Linked DNA regions of Mus musculus: region 1 is linked to region 2. The links are chromatin contacts, found by POLR2A ChIA-PET in ENCODE. All regions are on one chromosome and are shown on one strand. The core of a region is the stretch at or near the end of the contact, and the rest is flanking DNA. Distances in the headings are between cores, read along the strand shown.

Region 1 (7,475 bases), core at 110-2,609, 57 kb after region 2:
GAATTGTAAATATCTGATATGCAGAATATCTGATATGCCACCCCTGGGAAAGAGTCATTTGACCCCAAAGGGGTTGAAGCCCACACATTGAACCACTTCTTTAAATTCTCTTGGCTTCTAGGCCTGCCATGTCACCCCTAACTCCAGACCATTTCTCTAACCTCAGATTTTCTTTCAGTTAAACAGAAGGGTGTGAGTTAAGCTGAATTCTCACCTAGCGTCAGAACATATTGCATCCGTGAGGCTTTGGTGAAAGAAGGAACGTTCCTGAGCCTATTGTACATCTATAAAGTTGGGCTGTGAAGGCAATACTTAGCTCCTAGGGCTAATAAAGGAATTAATATAAATCAGAGTTTGGGGAGGTGGAGAGATGGCTTAGTGGTTAAGACCACTGGCTGCTCTTCCCGAGGAAGTGAGAGGTAGGGTACTGGGTGGTGAATGGTGGTTTCAATTTGTAGCACCTATATAGTGGTTCACAATCATCTGTAGCTATAGTTTCAGGAGATCTGACGCCCTCTTTTGGCTTTCACCTGCACCAAGCAGTCACATACTGCCCAGACATAGATGCAGACAAAACACCTACGCACATTAAATAAATAGAATTCAGGGTTTGTAATATAAAAGGGTTCCGTATAATGGATATAATTTTCATACTATTAAAATGATCTGAGGCCCTTTCGACTCCTCTGGAATTGAGTCCGTACCTCTACAGGAAGGACCCTGGAGCAGCACTGCTGCCCGCCCCCTCCGCTTGCTCACGACACAGACAAGTCCTCATTAGGCTCGTCCGCAGAAAAAAAAGACGGCCAGGAACCCACACGTATTCTGAAGATTTATTGAGTCAACTCCCAGACACCCAGCCCAGCGCCTACTGGCTGCAGCTTCCAAAGGTCAGCTATTGAGAAGAAACCATGGGACACTTAGTTCTCTAGGGAGGTCAAGCCCCGATGTTACTTGAGTTTCGGGTCGGGGTGGAGCGTCTCGGTTGCTTCTTACCGTTCCCTGTCCCCGCCCCCAAGCCTGCGGATTCGCTTTCGGTTGGGCAAGCTAAGAGTCCGGGGACGTTGACGCTGGACTAGCAGCAGATGTCGCTGCCCTCCCTTGGTACCCAGCTGTGCTTGCAGCAGGTTCTCACTTGCAACTACTAAAGAGAAATGTCCGGGAGGAGAAAACACAGCGATCATACGCAGAGGCCATGGAAATCTCTTGATCGCTCCCACCTGAAATCCAAAGGCGGTTTAGCTCGTTCCTTGGAGATTCCTGTAGCTCAGGCGGGGCTCCGCCCCTAAGCTCCACCCCCGAGCCTGCCCCGCCTCTCCCAACAGGGCGAGGTTCTGATTGGACAGCTCCGGGGTAGGCGTGGCTTATGGTTGTGCTGGGACCGCGGGAGCACCGCGGTGGTTACTGAGGCCAGGGGATTCTGGAGTAGCGCGTTAGGGGTCTCAGACGGTGGTTTCTATAGCCCGGTCGTAGATTGGAACCTGAGGTCGAAACCGGAGCCGGCGAATCGGGGAGGAGCGTAGAGAGGGCGGGATTTCCGCCGAGAGGGATCCGGCTGCTCAGGGGGCGGGGCTTCCCCCGACCGGGCTGCGTTTCCCGCGTGCGGGGTCGGTTGCCTTGAGTCCCTACAGACACCCTCCACGCCCTCCCCCAGGCGGCCAAGGATGACCACCCTCACGCGCCAAGACCTCAACTTTGGCCAAGGTAGGGATCTGAGCCTGCGGGGGGTGGAGGGAGTGCGATCCTGGTTGGAGTCCTGCTCATCAGCTGTGTCCCCACCACAGTGGTGGCTGACGTGCTCTCCGAGTTCCTGGAGGTGGCCGTGCACCTGATTCTCTATGTGCGCGAGGTCTACCCGGTGGGCATCTTCCAGAAGCGCAAGAAGTACAACGTGCCGGTTCAGGTGAGCCCCGGTGCCCGGCTGGATTTAAAAACCTTTATTCTACTTGCAAGCTTCCTCACTCCTCAACAGAGGCTGATAGCGGACAGCCTCCTGTCTCTCACCACCCAGCCCTTCCCTCCCTGAACTCAGATAAATTCTCTGGGTTAGATGGTTAGCTCTCTGGATGAGAGCTGTTCCAAGCTTGCATTTTAAAGGGTTTCTGAGGTTTGGATAAAGAGGATTCCCATTGTCTGTCACCTTCTTTCTCTTTTCATTCTCCCTAAACTCTAAAAAAATATTTATTAGCCGGGCAGTGGTCGCTAATCCCAGCACTTGGGAGGCAGAGGCAGAGGCAGGTGGATTTCTGAGTTCGAGGCCAGCCTGGTCTACAAAGTGAGTTCCAGGACAGCCAGGGCTATACAGAGAAACCCTGTCTCGAAAGAAAAAAAGAAAAAAAAAAAAAAAGAAAGAAAAAAGGGAAAAAACCAAAAAGAATATTATGATTAATTATTTGTCTCCTTGTTTAGTCTTGGCTGGTGTGGAGTCTCCACTATGTAGGCCAGGCTAGCCCGAAACTCACAGAAATTCTCCTGTCTCAGTCTCTCTAGTGCTGGAAACAAAGGTGTGAGCCACCATACCTAGCTTTTTACTTTTTAAGATCTATATTAATTGTGTGTGTGTGTGTCTATGTCTGTTTGTTGGGGGTGTTCACTGAGGCAGGAAGAACACATGGGAACCCTTGGCATTTGGAAGATGGGGGAATCTGACTCTGAAGGTCCGGTGGCCAGTGCTTTTAGTTTCTGAGCTATCTCTCCAGCCTCTGTTTATTATTATTATTATTATTATTATTATTATTATTATTATTTATTATTAGTTTTTTCGAGACAGGGTTTCTCTGTATAGCCTTGGTGCCTTGGCTGTCCTGGAACTCACTCTGTAGACCAGGCTGGCTTCCAACTCAGAAATCCGCCTGCCTCTGCCTCCCAAGTGCTGGGATTAAAGGTGTGTACCACCACTGCCCGGCCTTATTTTGTATTTTAAGAAATCTAGACCTCATGTAGCTAGCCTGGGCTCACAGTTGTTAGGAAGCTGGGGCTAGCCTTGAACTCCTGATCCTCCTTCATCAACATCCCAAGTGCTAGGATTACTGGAGAACATGCCCCAAGCTTCTTTTTTTTTTTTTTTAAAGATTTATTTTATTTATATGAGTACACTGTAGAAGAGGTTATCGGATCTCATTACAGATGGTTGTGAGCCACCATGTGGTTGCTGGGAATTGAACACAGGACCTTTGAAATAGCAGTCAGTGCCCTTAACTGCTGAGCCATCTCTCCAGCCCCCATGCCCAAGCTTCTTGCGTTCGGTTTTATTTTCCAAGACAGGATTTCTCAGTGTGGTTCTGACTGTCTTGAACTCTATGTAAACCAGGCTAACCTCAAACTCCGAGATCTGCCTGCCTCCCAAATGCTGGGGATAAAGATGTGGGCCACCATGCCTGGCTCCCGGTTTTAACTTTGGACACACAGTAGATGTGCTGTCTTCTTCTCAAGTCGCTTTCCCATTGTAAGGGGGTCAGAGGCACTGAAAACAAAGAGCTACTAAGCACCTTGTGTGTGAGATGTTAAGACATTTGCCTGTGGCTACACAGTTTTTTTTTTTGTTTTTTTCTTCCCTTAGATAGGGTTTCTCTGTATATCACCAGCTCTGTAGACCAGGCTGGCCTCTTTCAACTTAGAGATCCGCCTGCCTCTGCCTTCTGAGCGCTGAGATTAAAGGTGTGTGCCACCATACTTGGCCTGACAGAGTGCCTGTCTTTGAGTATCTCTCCAAGGTTAAGTTAGTGATAGGTTAGATCCCTCAGGCAGGGAGAGCTAGGAATGGCTGTTCTTTGTCCAGAGATGTATGTGTGTGGGTTATTGCTGTTTCTCCTATTCGTGCCTTGGAATTTAACAGCCCTGTGGGGTTGTATACAGATGTCCTGTCACCCGGAGCTGAACCAGTACATCCAGGACACACTCCACTGCGTCAAACCTCTCCTGGAGAAGGTGAGGGGGCCCCCGGTCCTAACGGACACTCTGCACCCAATCTGCTCCTCCTTGCTTGTGGGCTGAAGTGCTCATGTCTTTCAACAGCCAGAAGCCTCAGTCTGAAGGCCACCCCCAGCTAGCAATAGGCCCCAGGGTATGTAGGTCACATCAGGGATGTATCAGTTGAGCCAGATCTATGTGGGACCTGCCCTGAAAGATCTGGTTCTTCATATGTCCACATGGCCCGTCCCATCCCTCCTGGGCTGGGCCCCTTGGGTTTTTGTTTGTTTGTTTGTTTCCCTATTATCTTGTCCTGGTATGAGACTAATTGGGGAACCTCCATGGGAGCCAGACATCTCTTCCTGGCCTGTACCATTCGAGAACTGGGAGCCAGCTTGCACTTCTCAATTGCTGGGCTCCTAGGTAGCCTCAGCCAGTGCCCTGCCCTACCTCTCCCTGGGCCTTATGCATAGCTCTGGAGCGGGGGTTCCTGTGCTTGCAGAACGATGTGGAGAAGGTGGTGGTGGTGATTTTGGATAAGGAACACCGCCCAGTGGAGAAGTTTGTCTTTGAGATCACTCAGCCTCCCTTGCTGTCCATCAAGTAAGCTGTCACCCTCCCTCACCTGGTTGCTGCATCTCTCACAGGGATGCCTCTAACAGCGCCACATTACCTTAGTAAAGACCCTGAAATGGCAATATATACTGTTAACATCCGAGAGACACTCTGGCCACAGAACTCTGTGAGTCGGACAGAAGTGACGGTGACCCCTGGGACATCCCAGGAAGTGGTGAATGTTAGTCCCTAGCCTCACTGTGTAGATGGAGAGACCAAGGTCCAGAGAATTGACCTGATTGGCACCACTCAGTGGTTGCAGAGCCCAGGATGCTGACCAAGTTGACTGGTTACCTTGGCATCTCTTGTAGCCACTCAGCTATGTGTTCTCTGTGCCAAGGTAAGGTCACTAGAATCAGGAATCAGCTCCTCCCTGGCTAGGTGGCCTCAGTCAAACCCTTTTTTTCTCTTCCTGTCTCGGGGTCCTGGAGGTGTGCAGGCTTGAGCGGTACCCTGGTGTCCTCTTTGTACCCTGCCTCCATTCTGTCAGGTGGGTGGGACTGAGCTGGCTCTCTCCAGCGCCAAAGGGGTTTGTCCCAGAGAGAGCACTGGGTGCCAGAGTTGGTGGAGGAGCACGGTAGGATGGGCAACCTCCTTTCCCATTCCCAGTTCAGACTCCCTCCTGTCTCATGTGGAGCAGCTGCTTCGAGCCTTCATCCTTAAGATTAGTGTGTGTGATGCTGTCCTGGATCACAACCCTCCAGGTGAGATGCCCGACTCCCCTGCTGTTGCCTTGGTTACCATAGCATGCTGTCTTCTTCCTAGTTGACTGCCCTGAACAACCCTCGTCCTCTCCATCCTCCAGCACCTGAGAGTGTCCTCTCCAGGACTGGCAGGCACCCGCTCGCTGACTGTATCTCTCTTTGCATTTGGTCACACTTGCCATTCTGTGTGTGGGGGGTGGGGTGGGGTGGGGTGCTGCTCAGCCAGTGAGGGAGGAGGGAACCAGCCTAGGAGCTAAGCAGTGGGAGCTGAGGCTGCTTAGCTTTGACCTTGCAGGCTGCACATTTACAGTCCTCGTGCACACAAGAGAAGCTGCTACTCGAAACATGGAGAAGATACAGGTCATCAAGGTGTGTGTGTGTCAGGGGGAGCGGGGGAGAGGAATACAGTTTCACTCTGCTGTCTGTGGCTGGCACTGTTGTTTACTGCACTGCTTGGCATTAAGTGGGCTCCCCTGTGCATTACCATCTGACCGCATCCGTGCGTACCCAAGGGTGAGAAGAACCACAGTGGAGCAAGGAGTTGAGTGGCTAATTCTCCCTGGCTCCTCTGAATGGAGTCCTCCAGAGACCTTATTTACCCTTTGGTTTCAGAATCATTTTAGAACCACCCTGAACCTAAAAATCGTTCTAGCTCTCCACACTAACTCTCAGAGTATAGGCCTGGAGGGGAGGGTTAGCAGAGTGAGGGCAGACTGAGGTGTAGCCCCTTCTAACCCTCACGTAGGACTTCCCATGGATCCTGGCAGATGAACAGGATGTCCACATGCACGACCCCCGCTTGATACCCCTAAAAACCATGACGTCGGACATTTTAAAGGTAAGTGGTCAGGGGATGGAGAATGTTAGGAGGCAGGGCCCAGAGCTACTTCCAGGCTCGAATCTGCTGCCTTGGGGTTGGGGGTTGGGGTGGTCCTCCAGCTTTCTCCCCTTCCTCTGAGTCTTCCCAGCGGGCACCTCATGGTCTGACCAAAGCCACTTCTCCACTCTACCAGATGCAGCTCTACGTTGAAGAGCGAGCGCATAAGAACAGCTGAGGGCATGCCTGTCACCAGCTACCCAGCTGTCCCACTACGGGGCCCCAGCCCGGGGCCCCAGACTCCAAGTGCTCTTATTGCCTTGACATGTGGCTGCCCCTCTGGTCAGGCTGCCCAGTCCTGCTTGCCTTCGTGAGGCAGCCTTCCCAGGAGCTGGGGAAGGATGCGAGGACACACGCCATTTCTCAGCAGCCTCCTGGGCTCAGCTGGCTAACATTGTCCACTGTGCCATGCGTTATTGTTAATAAAGTGGCCCCAAGGGCTGACTACCTTGTCATTAACCAAACAGGATGAACATGTGTATCGAAGCTGCCCTGAGAAGGGGCTCTTTCTCAGAGTGCCAGCAACCCACCTGTAAGCCCTCAAACCAGGCTGGGTTACTGAAAACATTTATTACAACAAAATGTCAGAGCTGTGGGTGCCAACTATCACTACTGAGTTGATGGGCTTGCCCAAGGTTGTATAGGGCAAGTGCTCATGGGACTGGGAGCCTGACTGCCCACTAACGCCTTAGCCTTTGCCATAGCCCTTGCCAGAAGAAACCCTCATGAGTGTTGGAGTCCGAAGCTCGCCGTCTCCTTCCGATTACTACAGTTTCTTCCGGTAGAGTTCTGGCAGGGGGAGGGTTCTTGGCTGTCCTGTGGCTGATAATGATGCTGCTGTTGGTGACACGGGGGCCGTACCAGCCTTTCCAGAACTGAGTGTCCTGGCCCCCGTGTTGAAAAAGGATGTGACGGACACCTGGAGGGTAATCAGAGAAGGTGTGGGAAATCTGGAGAGGAGAGAAGAGGAGACCATTAAGACTTGCCATGGGGAGGACCGCTCGGAACTGCAGAGCACTTGTCCCTCCTCCCTAGGACCCCACCCTGGGAAGAGTGAGTGGCAGGACAAGCAGGCAGGGTCTCACCTCTTGCCATTTGGCATCATTCCACTGTTGGAATGTCACAGGTGGAGGCTCAAAAGAGGCCAAGACAATGTAGTCCGCAGAGGCCAGCTGTACCCGGAGTTGATAGGTGCAGCCACAGTCTGCTCTGGGGGCAACCCTAGGGAGGATAGAGAAGGCTGTGAGCTTGAAAAACCACAGTGGCTTCTTACAGAGACACTGTCCAAGCCTGTCACCATATGGTACATTGGATGAGGACTGTGCTTGTAACTGTGTGCTTAGCCCAGTCCCGGTCCTGGGCTTCATCCT
Region 2 (6,531 bases), core at 2,643-5,142:
TCACAACTACCTCCCTCTAGTGGCACACGCTGCTCCTCACTCTGCTCACACTGGGCTCAGGATGCTGATTGTATGGGATGCTGATTGTATGGGATGGTGTTCCACAGTGACCCTGTCCAGAGGCGGGGGTGGGGGGTGGGGTTCACTTTTCACAGATGCTGTCACTCAGCCTCCCTGCCTGTCCACAGGTGTGCAGACAGTCCTTTCAGGACAGTCACCTCAGCCTGTGGTTCCCCATAAGTCTTCAAGTATCTGTCCCCAGAGATCTGGCAGTAAGAATAGGGGCCCTGGAACCTCAGGAGGCAGTCGACTGTGGTAAGAACGCAGGAGATAGAGGGAGTCACCCATGCCCTGCCTCATGGGTCAGTATCAGAGGCAGTGATAGTCACTTAGATTCAGAGGACAGATGTCTGTCCACATGCCACACTGACCGTTTGGCCACAGTCAGGCTCCCCCCACAGGCCCACAGGTAGCCCTTCCTTCCATCAGGCTCTTGACTCAAAGGCAAAAATCATACCAAGACAGCAGGGTGGGTCTGTGCTTGGAGCTCAATCGTGGCTCAGACACAGAGCAGCCACAGAACCCCTGAATTTTTAATGCCAGCACTCTGAGAGGGGCCTCTGAAGAACTACTGCATCCAGGCCTGGGGTTCTCAGACACCAAGTCATGAGGCCGTGACAGGCACAGGAACTTTGCCCCTTTGCAGAGCAGGCTGAGCGGGACCACAAGCTCACAGAGCTTCTAGGAAGGGCTGATCACCATGGGGCAGCCCGAGCGGCAGTGATCACTAACCCATGAGGCCTGGCTGGCCCTGAGCACTCTGGGCAGTTCAGTAGGAGTGTGTTATAGTTATGGGGTAGGAGGGGAAAAAACCAACCACAGCTCTAGCCCAGGGGTTAACAGGTGTCTTGAAGGGAGGGGTAGCCTGGAGAATTAGGACTGGGCTCTTCTCCACTGAGAAGCTAGAGGCTCTTGACCTCCAAGGGCACATGACTCAGGCCACCTCTGTGATAGGGAATGGCGGATGCCCCACTGTAGGTCCAGGTAAAGAAGGTTTGAACAAGAATCCTGCTGGGGACCAGGACGACCAGGGACAGCTTCAGTACCCCCGGGGGACAGCTTGGCCCTTGTTCTCCAGGCTTGCAAAGGGGTCTGCAGCAGCGTCTGATGATGAGTCAATTGTCTGGTAGGCACTGTGCTCCTGAGAGGGTCCGAAGAAATCTAGAGGACAGGGACATGTGCATAGAGAAAATGAGACCCTGGGGTTTTTGCTAAGCACAGATGGATCCACCGTCTGCCATGGCTAGAGTTCAACACCATGATGCTAAGGACAATGTGCAGTAGCAGAAGCCCAGACACCAAGCCTTTGGCAGGCAGCATCCACTCAATCCTAGCATCTGATGGGTGGATCTGCAGATGAGAGACATCTGAGGGTCAGAGAGACAGGCTGATTTGATATCATTTGGCTTGAGGCATAGGACACTGGGTTCCAGCCTAGACATCAGGTCCTATGGTCAGTGGCTCCTGGCTGCTGTGCCAAATCTGCCCCAGAAGCACTGATGAGGGATCTGAAGAGGGGTGGCTAGTCCTCAGCCCACGCACTTTTCTCCTGCTCTCCTCAGTCACCATTTCTAGAAGCCGCAGAGCCTGGCATAGCTGTCATAGCCAGAAGGCTGGGCTGAGGGTACAGGGCAGGACAGAAGGCACCTGTGTCTCCCACATTTCTCCCTCTGTACATTTGTCCTGGGGCCATGAACAAGTCCCAAGGGCAGTGGACCTTCCTTCCTTCTCCCATCCCTTCACACCAGGCAGGTCTAGGTTAGCATCGAGATAAACCAGAGTGGGCAGCCATAGGCCACTCTTGCACTGGCTCAGTACTGGCTACCTGGGGACCACACCCAGCTCCCATAGAATAGGTTCAGAGAGGGCAGGACAGTGGCTTGGCCCACCACCAGAGAGGACAGTGCGGGCTGGGCCAGAGGCTAGAAGGTTGGCACACAGGGTTCCCCACACGGCAGGAGAGCACACCCCCAGAGCCAGGGCTGGCTGGAGACAGAAGGAAGATGTCCCTGCGGCAGAGGCTCCAGGCCACTTCTGTGAGCCGAAACCTCCCTGGCTCCCCTTGTGCTCTGGGCCAAGGGAGGGCCACCAGGGGAAGGCGGGGTAGAGCAGGACTTACCGGGGCGGAGGGGGAGCTCACCCCCTCGTTCACGGTGCATGTGGTAGACGAGGCAGCAAGAGAAGGGCTTCAGCAGCAAGCTGAGGATGGCCATGCCGGCGCCGAAGCGGCCAGTGTCCCCAGTGGCAACACTCGAGTAGAAGATGCTAATGTAGATAATGTCCAGGAAGATGGTGGCAACCAAGCCACCAAGAAACTGCAAGGGACACCATCACAATATCATGGCCACTGACTCTCCAGACCCCAAGCTTCACACACACACACACACACACACACACACACACACACACACACCCCAGCCTGGTGACTGGCAGCCTGTGACTGGCACCTGTGTGGCCTAAGAGCACAACATACAAGTCTGGCTCTAGCCTGTTGCCCCAGAATTCCTCAGCCCCATCTCCTGCCATTGAGGTCATAAGGGGCCTGTCTCCAGAATTTCTGAGAGGGACAGTCCCTTGGAGTCCATACTTTCTGTTTACACTGCAAGAAGACAAGGAAAACCCCCTTTGTAATTCTCCTAAGGAGCCGTTGGGGTTCTGTGACCTTCCCCCATGTCTGTCTTGGAGGGGGACAGCAGCAGAGGTGGGTTGCTGTGTGGCTGGCCTCGCTAGGCTTGCCATGTGCAGAACAGCAAAGGGTCGGGTATGAGGGAGAGAGAAGACACGGGCAGACGAGGGGCGCACGGCCAGTTTCCCCACTTCAACTCACCATGCCTATGGCATCTATAGAGTCCCGCTGGGCCACAGCCCACACACCCAGGGCCAGGATAGTGAAGTTGCCCCAAGCATAGGAGCTTGAGAACACCAAGCAGCCCCTGCACAGAGAGACACACACTATCAATCAGCTAGTCACCAACTTGAGGTGCCCACCCCGTCCACACAGTTCCTTCCCCCTGTTCCAGGGTCTTAACCTCCTCTGAGAATAGTCACTCCTGCCCCCTGCAGGCAGTTATTGAAATAGCAGGCAGTGTGAATCAGATCATGTGACTCCTCCAAGCCAACCTTCCCACCGGTTTGGAATAAGATACCTTTTTTGCTGTTGTCTATGGGGTTCCCACGAGAGCCCCACCCTTACCTCCTGGCTGCTACACCCTTGAGGCTTCGTTTTCCTGAACAGGCAGCCATTTCTTGCCATCTTAAGAGCTCAAACGTTGCCTGAGAGATCCACTCTCATGCAGGCCTGACCAAGCTCCTCCCTGCTCAAGTTTTCAGAGTATCTCTGACATTGCCTACTAGTTTGCTTGCAGAGCCGGCTTATCACAGTTAACACGGGGCACTTCCTGGGACCTGACTCTGCCCCACTTGTTCTAAATTCATTGGTTCACAGCTGCTCTTTGGAGGGAGGTGTTGTTAACGAGTCTTATTTTACAGACTCAAAGTCACCGACTTAATAGGTGACTAACCAGGTCACACAGTCGCACAATGAATGACCATGAGGACTGACCGATCCTAGGAATGGGTGAGGAGAAGGTTTTATTGTAGATATGAGAGAGAGACAGCAGAGGTATCCGCAAGGATCCCGACTGAGCATGGCCAGCAAAATGAGTAAGGCCATGGGGGGTGTGGGGGAAAGCATCAGAGGAAGAGAAAGAAAGAGGTTGAGAGGGGCAGAGAGATAGAGTGGTCCAGAAGAGGAGCCAAGGGCAGAACAAAGACAGCAGGTAGCCAAAACGGAATCAGAAGCTAGGTGAAGGGAAGCCCAGATCGCGAGCTGGAGAGGGTTAGGGTAGGGGGCAGAGTGAGAAGGGCGGGGCCACGGGTACTGAGTGATGCTGGGGTAACTGGGCAGGGCCACAGATACTGAGTGATGCTGGGGGAACTGGATGGGGCCACGGGTACGTTGTCTGGGTTTCTTTGGGACCCGACCATTAGCAGGGCTGGGACTGGAACAGTGGAATTAGCAATTAGGCCAAGAGGTCCGATGTTTTCCAGTCTTTCTCGGTCTCGGGAAAGCAGGTGTGAGCTCAGCCTAGTCACCAATGTGGAGCTGCAGGGAAAGTGACACCCCACTCCCTGCTGTTTACATCGCTTACAGCAGTTGGCCTGGCCACTGCCCCTCAAAGCCTGCAAAGCACACGTGATCTCAGTGGTTTCCTGACTTGCTTTTGGCAGCTCCAAACACACGACCGAAGTGACAGTGAGGTCAAGCTGCAGCTGCACCCTGGAGCCCCACTTAGGGGCTTGGTTAGTACGCACTGCCGCAGGGGCCTGTCCTTATCCCACTGTGTAGATGGAAGATAGATCCAGCCCTGCGCCGAACGAACTGCTAAATGTGATGGACTGAAACAGTGCAGAATGGGACCTGGCCAGGCAGACAGGACCCGGGAGCACTGACCCCAGGTGACACAACACACAGCCAGAAGACGTGGATACAGCCAGACACCCAGAGTCACTTACCAGGTTGTCAACAGCCAGTGAACCAGGAGAATAACCTGTAGCACAAAAACAGGGGTTGGATAAGTCTGTGAGTGCAAAGGCACAGCACTCAGGAAGAGGCAGGTGGGCCTCTCTGAGTCTGGGGCCAGCCTGGTCTATAAACAGAGTTCTAGGACAGCCAGGGCTGTTACACAGAGAAACCCAGTCACAAACAACAACAGAAAACAAAACAACAACAAAAAAAAGAGAATAAGCCTCTCATGCCTCAGTTTCCCTCTCTTTGTAATGGGAATATAATCAGCCCTCAGTGATAGGACTTCCAAGAAAGCTGCAGGGAGAAAGAGAGCCAAGTGGCCCAGCCCTTCCTGGAAATGTGCAGCGGGAGGGACCAGAGGCTTCTCAAAGAGAAACTGGGAAGGGCGGAATGGAGCAGAGCCAGAGCGGGGGGATGGGGAGGGGCGGGGCTATGGGGGACTCTCTTCCCCAAACAAGGTCAACAAGCTAGGGCAGCAGGGGTCACTGGTGCTGGTTGCGGAATGCAGGCCCTCTCGGTGGTGGAGATGGTGTGTGTATCACACAGGGAGCATCTATCCCAAGGGGACCTTGGCTTCAGGGAAAGCAGGAGCTTGCCAGTGCTCCTCACCTGGGGGGGGGGGGGGGGCGGGGATCCTCACTCTGAAGTCATTCCATCCACGAATCTTCTGCCTACACTGCCTCCAGGGCCAACTGGAGCAGAACTCACTAGAGACTCAGCACACCAGGTCCAATCAGAAAGGCAAGCAACAGCCCAGCTGCAAAGCCCAGATCAACCACCCCTGTTCTGAGCTTGCTTTCTGTCTGGCTTTGTTTCAGGGGCTTGCAAAGGTAGACCTGGTTTCTGATCTGACGGTTGTTCTCTTGTTTGTTTGTTTTGTTCCCTCCTTTTTTTTGGTCTTTTTTTTTTTTTTTTTTTTTTTGGTTTTTTGAGACAGGGTTTCTCTGTGTAGCCCTGGTTGTCCTGGAACTCATTCTGTAGACCAAGCTGGCCTCAAACTCAGAAATCTGCCTGCCTCTGCCTCCCGAGTGCTGAGATTAAAGGCGTGAGCCACCACGCCCGGCTTTTTTTGGTCTTTGAGACAGAGTTTCTCTGTGCAGTCCTGGAACTCACTTTGTAGACCAGGCTGGCCTCGAACTCAGAAATCCGCCCGCCTCTGCCCAGCTGGTCTGAGTTTTTAATCCCCTCATCGCCCTAGAAGGCACAGCTTGTTTCCCACCTCTTGTTACAGTGAACAAACTGATGTGCAGAGAGGTCAAGTAACCTCCTCAGTGTCACACAGATAACTCTGTCAGAGCCTGGCCTTAAAACCTCGCCCCGAAGCCAGCATTCTCTCCACTGTCAGGATCTCCAAGGTCAAAGGCAGGGCAGAGGGAAGGGAAGTTTAACTTAGAAAAGGGTGGGTCAGCAGAAGTCTAGGGGCCAAGAGGATTAATTAACCTTTGTTTGGGGCTATGGACTGTGGTTCCGTGGTAGAAAACTTGCCTGGCCTGTGGTACCCTACCACAGGAAAACAAAACAAGCCTTTGTTTACCACTCCCAAAGGAGGAGGGGCTGGGGATGTCCCAGACCTCAACTTAAAACATCCCCGTGTGTCCTGTGCAAACATTTGGCGGCCTATTAGACAAGGCAGTAGGATGCCCCCAGGACAGCTAAATTCAAGGGCTACCCAGGAGGAGAGGCAGGTCCTCTGGCAGACTTTGGAGTCAGACCATGGAACAGATCTTAACACATAAACTTGGGCAAGTCTCCATACATACAACGGCCACCTGCTCTTCAGCGCAGCAGGGACTCTGTGGTAGAAGTGTGTCAAACACTCAAACACAGCAGGCCGCATCGCTGCCCCCCCCCCCCCACTGCTCCTCCCAGGGCTTCACAAGTCTAGTCCAACCTGAGCTGCTTCAGTTTAGCTCCTGCTTAAGACAAGCAAGAAGCCCAGTTAG

The links. ChIA-PET counts read pairs that join two places held with the same protein, here RNA polymerase II (POLR2A).
Region 1: POLR2A ChIA-PET joins it to region 2 with 17 read pairs in embryonic stem cell. The contact joins the promoter of Mad2l2 here to the enhancer-like site in region 2. POLR2A ChIA-PET finds 5 or more read pairs at or near these places in 3 of 5 experiments (Patski and embryonic stem cell).

Annotation. Positions count from the first base shown.
Region 1 is chr4:148,139,131-148,146,605 of GRCm38, forward strand. Mad2l2 (MAD2 mitotic arrest deficient-like 2) reads left to right here and starts at 1,360. Exons shown (of 8, transcript NM_027985.3): 1 at 1,360-1,704; 2 at 1,785-1,903; 3 at 3,856-3,927; 4 at 4,412-4,512; 5 at 5,134-5,228; 6 at 5,524-5,597; 7 at 5,974-6,066; 8 at 6,242-6,574. The coding sequence starts at 1,665. The coding sequence ends at 6,283. Fbxo6 (F-box protein 6) reads right to left here. Exons shown (of 6, transcript NM_001163706.1): 5 at 7,191-7,326; 6 at 6,586-7,055. The coding sequence ends at 6,786.
Region 2 is chr4:148,079,384-148,085,914 of GRCm38, forward strand. Agtrap (angiotensin II, type I receptor-associated protein) reads right to left here. Exons shown (of 5, transcript NM_009642.5): 2 at 4,576-4,610; 3 at 2,888-2,993; 4 at 2,180-2,375; 5 at 1-1,221. The coding sequence ends at 1,100. Among named protein-coding and RNA genes, the nearest start is that of Agtrap, 5.4 kb to the right of the region's middle. Within about 2 kb of position 3,893, at least 1 of the 3 ENCODE cell types and tissues checked has a DNase peak (open chromatin) inside an H3K27ac peak, as active enhancers do.